Linked DNA regions of Homo sapiens: region 2 is linked to region 1. A link is a contact called in ENCODE Hi-C data. All regions are on one chromosome and are shown on one strand. Each heading gives the region's core, a stretch centred on a gene start or an enhancer-like site at or near the end of the contact. The rest is flanking DNA. Distances are from core to core; before and after follow the strand shown.

Region 1 (2,700 bases), core at 151-2,650:
TCTGTCTCAATCAATAAAATGCTCTCTCACCCTCGCTTTTTTTTTTTTTCTGTCACATAGGCTAGAGTGCAATGGTGCGATCACAGCTCACTGCAGCCTCAAATTCCTGGCTCAAACAATCCTCCCACCTCAGCCTCCCAAGTAGCTTGGACTACAGCCATGTACCATGCCTGGCTAATTTTTTTTTTTTTTTTTTTTTTTTTTTGGTAGAGATAGTATTTCATTATGTTACCCTAGCTGGTCTCAAATTACCCTCACTCTTGACTGAAAGTTTACTAGAAACAATTAATAATTAACAGCGCATTGAAGACCTATTTCTTCTGGCATCTACTGCTGCTGATGAGAAGTCTGCTGTCAGCCTAATTTGTGAGTAATATTTCCTTTCTCGCTGGTAGCTTTTCAAATTTCCCCTTTTAGGATTATTCTTAAAGTTCTGCAGTTTCTCTAAGCTGTCTTTTCTCGGCCCTTTTTTTAATAGGGAGAGCCCCACTCAGCTTTTCGTGCTCATTTAGTGCTCATTTTACCCTGAAGAGCCCATCTTTCTGCCTACTTCTGGGCAGAGTGGCCAGAAGGCCCAAGTCTTCTGCTTCTTCCCACTTCTTTGTGTTTCTATTCCACTTCTGTTTGGGAGATGTTTATTGCCTTGGTTTCTTGTTTGTTTTAGGAAGGAATAATTCTTCTTTTTTTCTTTTTTTTTTTGAGACGGAGTCTTGCTCTGGCCTCCAGGCTGGGGTGCAGTGGTGCGATCTCGGCTCACTGCAACCTCCACCTCCTGGGTTCAAGCAGTTCTCCTGCCTCAGCCTCAGAGTAGCTGGGATTACAGGCACCCGCCACTATGCCTGGCTAATTTTTGTGTTTTTAGTAGAGATGGGGTTTCGCCACGTTGGCTAGGCTGGTCTTGAATGCCTGACCTTGTGATCCACCTGCCTCGGCCTCCCAAAGTGCTGAGATTACAGGCGTGAGTCACAGCACCCGGCCAGGAATATTTCTTTTACATTTCTCCGATTTCATCAATCCTTGCTTCTTGCTTGGTGCTGAGGAAGGTCTCAAAGTGTACACTTACAATGTCATCTTGACTGGAAACTCTGCTTGCGGCTTTGTTAAAAAAGACAAGGTTTTTTAAGGTTCAGTCTACATGTCAGGTGTTCATTTGAAAGCTGGTAAAGGGGGCAAGATCTGCTGAACTTATCCAATTAACAAAGCTCACTAACTGAAGGACAATAGGGGAAAGTACACCACTAATTACGATCATATATTCAATAAGCATGTACTGACCATCTGCTTTTGAATCGCAGCTCTGCTACTCAGGGAGCTGCGTAATTTGGGGAAAGTTACTTAAGTTCTCTGTGCCAACTTCCTCTTCTATGAAAGGCCAAGTGTGAGGTTTAAATAAGGTAAAATGTGTAAAGTGTTTAGAATAGTGCCAGCATAGAAGTGCTCACTAAATACTAGCTATTATTCCCGTTAGAGGGAAACACTTACTCTGCATTCCCATGTTCCCACACAGGAGACAAATGCCCCACTCCATTTCTCAGGAGAAAAGGTCATGAAAGGAGCATCTGCAGTTTCTCTGTGTCCTCCACTCACTCCTCTCCAGGACCAGCAGATGACTGATCTGATGGCTGGGCTTCAGAGATGGACCTGTGTGTGACTGGCTTAATTCTTTCCAGGTTCTCTCCAATCAGAAACAACCTGTCTAACCACGCATACAAACTTTGCTTCTGGCTTGGAGGCTCAGGCTTTGTTCCTATAAGAGGAAGACCTTGGTTTCACTTGTTTTGTTATTTTGTGGGGGAGGTTCAGTCCAAGAGGAAGTATATAGAAGGAATCGACAAGCCCTTTTAGTCACAGCAAACTCTTTTAGTCACATAATTTAAATCACATTTGTCCATCAGTTTTATTAGTAATAAAGCCAATGTTCTGATCTACATTTATCTATCACCTATCCTTTTTTTTTCTTTCCCCTCCCTGAGACAGGGTCTCGTCCATTGCCCAGTGAAGTGGCGCCATCAGGGTTCACTGCACCATCAACCTCCTGGTCTCAAGCAATCCTCCCGCCTCAGCCCCTCAAGTTGGTGGGACTACAGACACGTGTCACCACACCTGGCTAATTTTTTGTTTGAATTTTAGTACAGACAAGGTCTTGCTACGTTGCCCAGACTGGTCTCGAACTGCTGAGCTCTCGAACTGCTGATCCTCCCAGCTCAGCCTCCCAAAATCCACTGGGATTACAGACTATCACCTATATCTGAACTTGCTCCAAACTCAGGAGAAGAAAGGAGTATTAGTTATTGGCTTACTCAAAATCTCAACAGCTCTGAGGATTTGGCTATAAGGTTCTTGGGGTATTAAATACAATAATAGATGTGAAGCTCTTACAGTGTTTGATATACAGTAATGCTCAATACATTTTAGCTATTAATATTATTATTATATGTGCCAGATATTGTCCTAAAAGGTGAGTTATACCAGTTGCAGGAGGAACTTAATGTTGCAACAGTATTAGAACAGCTAACCCTGTACATGAGATATTATGAACAGCAGCAGTAGCAATCCCATAATTATTTCATTAAATCACAAACACTTTTACTAAGCAAACTGCATACCCCAAAAACTGTGGCAGGTGCTGGGAATTCAATATTATTTATAGAAATCTGTCCTTCAAAAGCTTACAGGCTAGAAAGGAAGAAAGACAAGCCT
Region 2 (2,864 bases), core at 322-2,821, 770 kb before region 1:
TCCGCTGCTGACCTGTTGTGTGCTGTGAGATGCATCTTAAAGGATGGTGAGCCCCTCTCTAGGGGCACTTCCCATGGGAGGGGGTGGGGCCCAGTAGCCACGGAGGGCTTGGTGCTGTGCTCACTGGAAGCTCAGGGGCTCTGGGAGGACTGGAGGACATAGTCCAGACTTGGGGAACCAAAGAAGGCCTCTTGGCCCATCTAAGCTGGGACCCCAAGGATGAGGAGGTCTTTAGCAGAAGAGGAGAGGGGAGAAAGTGAAGGTTTGGGGCAGTGAAAATCTGCTCAGGGAACTGAAGGAAATATGAGGTGTCCAGAACCCAGAATGTGAGAGGGGACACCGGGGAAGCAGGCTGGAGAGCAGAGCTGGCCAGGCAGGGCATGCTCCCCAGTGGCCTGGAAGGCCCTGCCGGAGGGGTTTTCACTCAGTTCTGAATATGCTAACTTTCTAACGGGCGGTGGCGTTCTGCTTTTTAAACAGCAGAACAAAGTTTCCTGTGAAAGCACAACCTGTAATGCAGGTGAGAGCAGAGCAGCTGCAGGGGCAGCGCCTGTGGCCCTGAGGGGAGCCAGGGAATAGGGTTTACCGGGTCCGGCTGTGGTCTGTGCGCCTTCAAGAGAGATGGGATTCAGAGCAGCCATCTTCGTCCATAGCTCATCACTAGCGGGTTCCAACAGTCAAAGACACTGCCCTCAAATGCCCTGTGAATGCCTTTTCTCCTGCAGCATCCTTCAGAATCGCGGTTCAGCACTCACTGAGGGAGCACCCACTGTGGGAGGCCTGGGAGTGTGGATTTGAAGGGCACAGACCCAGGAGCCAGACTCACCTGGGCCGGTGGCTTGTTCACCGTGTGACCTCGGGCATAGTACCTAAGCTCTCTGAGACTTCTTTTTCCCTTCTGTAAAATGATGATGGAACCAAGTCATTGAATTTTTGTGAGGATGGAATGAGTTCATGCCTAGAAAGTGCTGAGGAGAGGGCCTACTGCATAATGGAGGCTCTGTAGGTGGCATCTCGTTTGATTCTCAACAAAAACTTGGCATGGCTGCCATTAACCTCAAATGAGGAGACTGAGGCTCAGAGAGGTGAAGCGACTTGTAAGATCACACAGCAGAAAGGTAGAGGAGACAAGAGGGAGCAGTCAGATGTGGGTGACTGTGCGCCTGGTGCTCTTGGAAGGCTTTCTGTGTCCCTCTTTAAGACTCTCTGTCTGTATCACCGTCACTGTCACTTCTTTTTCGTGTTCATTTGTTTTTTGAGTTCCCAGTTCCCAGCACAGAGCCAGACATGAGGAGGTATTCAGTAAAGGTGTGAATGAATGAATGAAATTCATGGGTGGATTTGTACATCCCTAGCACTTGGCTGATGTCCTTAGTGAGGGAGTGAGTGAGCCTCCAGCAGCACTGGGATTTAACCCTGCTAAGGGCCTGTGCGGTCCCCTTAGCCCCACCCCTGGCTGCTCTTAGAGGGAAGGGCTGGCCCAGGAGGCCGGAGTGTGGCTTCAGTGAAAGTACAGGGCCTGCCAGGCTGCTCCTGGGGAAGTCCGCAGAGCAGTGCCGGGGCAGCCAGGCCTCCTGTGGGACTTCCTGCCAAGGCCCGGGCCCAGCCCTTGAACAATGGCAAGGGCTCGAGAATCAGAGAATCAAAAGGAAAAGGGCAAAATAAAGGTGGGGGAGTGGGCAGAAAACGAGGAATTGCATGTGGGGACTGAAGAGCTGGTACGGAGGACTTGTGTGGCCTGGGTGGAAATGTAGTCAGAGGCCCACCCTCCAAACCCCCTCTACATCTCCATGCCCCCAGTCCCTGGCCCTGAGCATGGCCTAGGGTAACCCTTAGGGTCTGTCAGCCTTCTGTGCATCCCCTCCAGGCTGTCTTCCGCCAGGTGGGGTCTCTTGAAAACCCCCGTCTGACCAAGTCACCTGCCGCTTAAAACTCTTGCTTCCCCTGGGTAATGGGCGGCTCCTTGGCCTGGGTGAGAGGCCTACTATGATGGGCTGCAGGCCCATTTCCCACCTGGCTCTCTGCCCTGCTCAAAGCATCTTTATTCCAGCTCCAGCCGTGCTCTGGGGTTCCCTGAGGGCAGGCACAGAATGGGTGGGAGTGGGGGCTGGCAGTGGGAAGGAGCCAGTGGGCTTACAGTGTTCCCCTTTCCTCTCCGCCTTACACAGAGCCATGAGACCCCAGATCCTGCTGCTCCTGGCCCTGCTGACCCTAGGCCTGGCTGCACAACACCAAGACAAAGTGCCCTGTAAGATGGTAAGATGCTCTGCCCAGACAGGGTGAGGACCACCCCCACCTCCCTGCCCTAGGGTGTGCTAGTGCCCCAGCCCCAGAAGCCAGAAGTTAGAAGAGTCAGGAGAGGAAAGGGAATGTACCTTGCATTTAATGAGCACCTACTAGAATGTTTAAACACCTTATTTACCCACAGTCCTGCCAGGTAAGCACCATTATTCTCATTTTGCAAAGGAGGAGACTGAGGCTTGGAGAGATTGGGCCTTGTCCAAGGTCATTCAGCTGGGAACAGTGAGGCTGATATTACACTGTATTCCCCCAAGCTGTCCCCACAGAGCAGTAGGCCCAGCTAGGGGATCTAGAATATATATATATGTGTGGGGAATTTGGGGTAGGCCAGCTGGGAGGGGCTCCTCTGTGCTCATCCCTCTTGGAGACAAATCCCCTTCCAAGCTGGGCTCCTTGACTTGGGACTGCCCGCTGGAGTGCCTCTCACTTCTTAGTGCCCAGATCAAATGCTGCCATCTCCAGGAAGCCTCCCCAGCCCCTCCCAGGCTGGCCTAGTCTGATCACACCTTCCTCTGGGTTCCTGCGGTCCCCAGGCTTCCCCCTATCTCAATACTGAGAAGACT

The links. Hi-C counts contacts between places; a loop is a spot of excess contacts on that map. Pooled maps may share reads with other maps.
Region 2: a loop to region 1 is called in a pooled map, with 2.3 times the contacts of the local background. The contact joins two enhancer-like sites. A Hi-C loop is called at or near these places in 5 of 37 single-sample maps with no recorded cell type and 7 of 50 pooled maps.

The regions. Positions count from the first base shown.
Region 1 is chr11:75,891,176-75,893,875 of GRCh38, reverse strand. All of the region lies in intron 5 of UVRAG (UV radiation resistance associated), which reads right to left. Among named protein-coding and RNA genes, the nearest start is that of UVRAG, 77 kb to the right of the region's middle. Within about 2 kb of position 1,400, at least 4 of the 41 ENCODE cell types and tissues checked have a DNase peak (open chromatin) inside an H3K27ac peak, as active enhancers do.
Region 2 is chr11:76,665,263-76,668,126 of GRCh38, reverse strand. It overlaps LRRC32 (leucine rich repeat containing 32), which reads left to right. Exons shown (of 3, transcript NM_001128922.2): 2 at 2,169-2,256. The coding sequence starts at 2,173. Among named protein-coding and RNA genes, the nearest start is that of LRRC32, 4.1 kb to the left of the region's middle. RefSeq lists enhancers at 1,185-1,244, 1,815-1,864 and a silencer at 2,727-2,786. Within about 2 kb of position 1,571, at least 13 of the 41 ENCODE cell types and tissues checked have a DNase peak (open chromatin) inside an H3K27ac peak, as active enhancers do.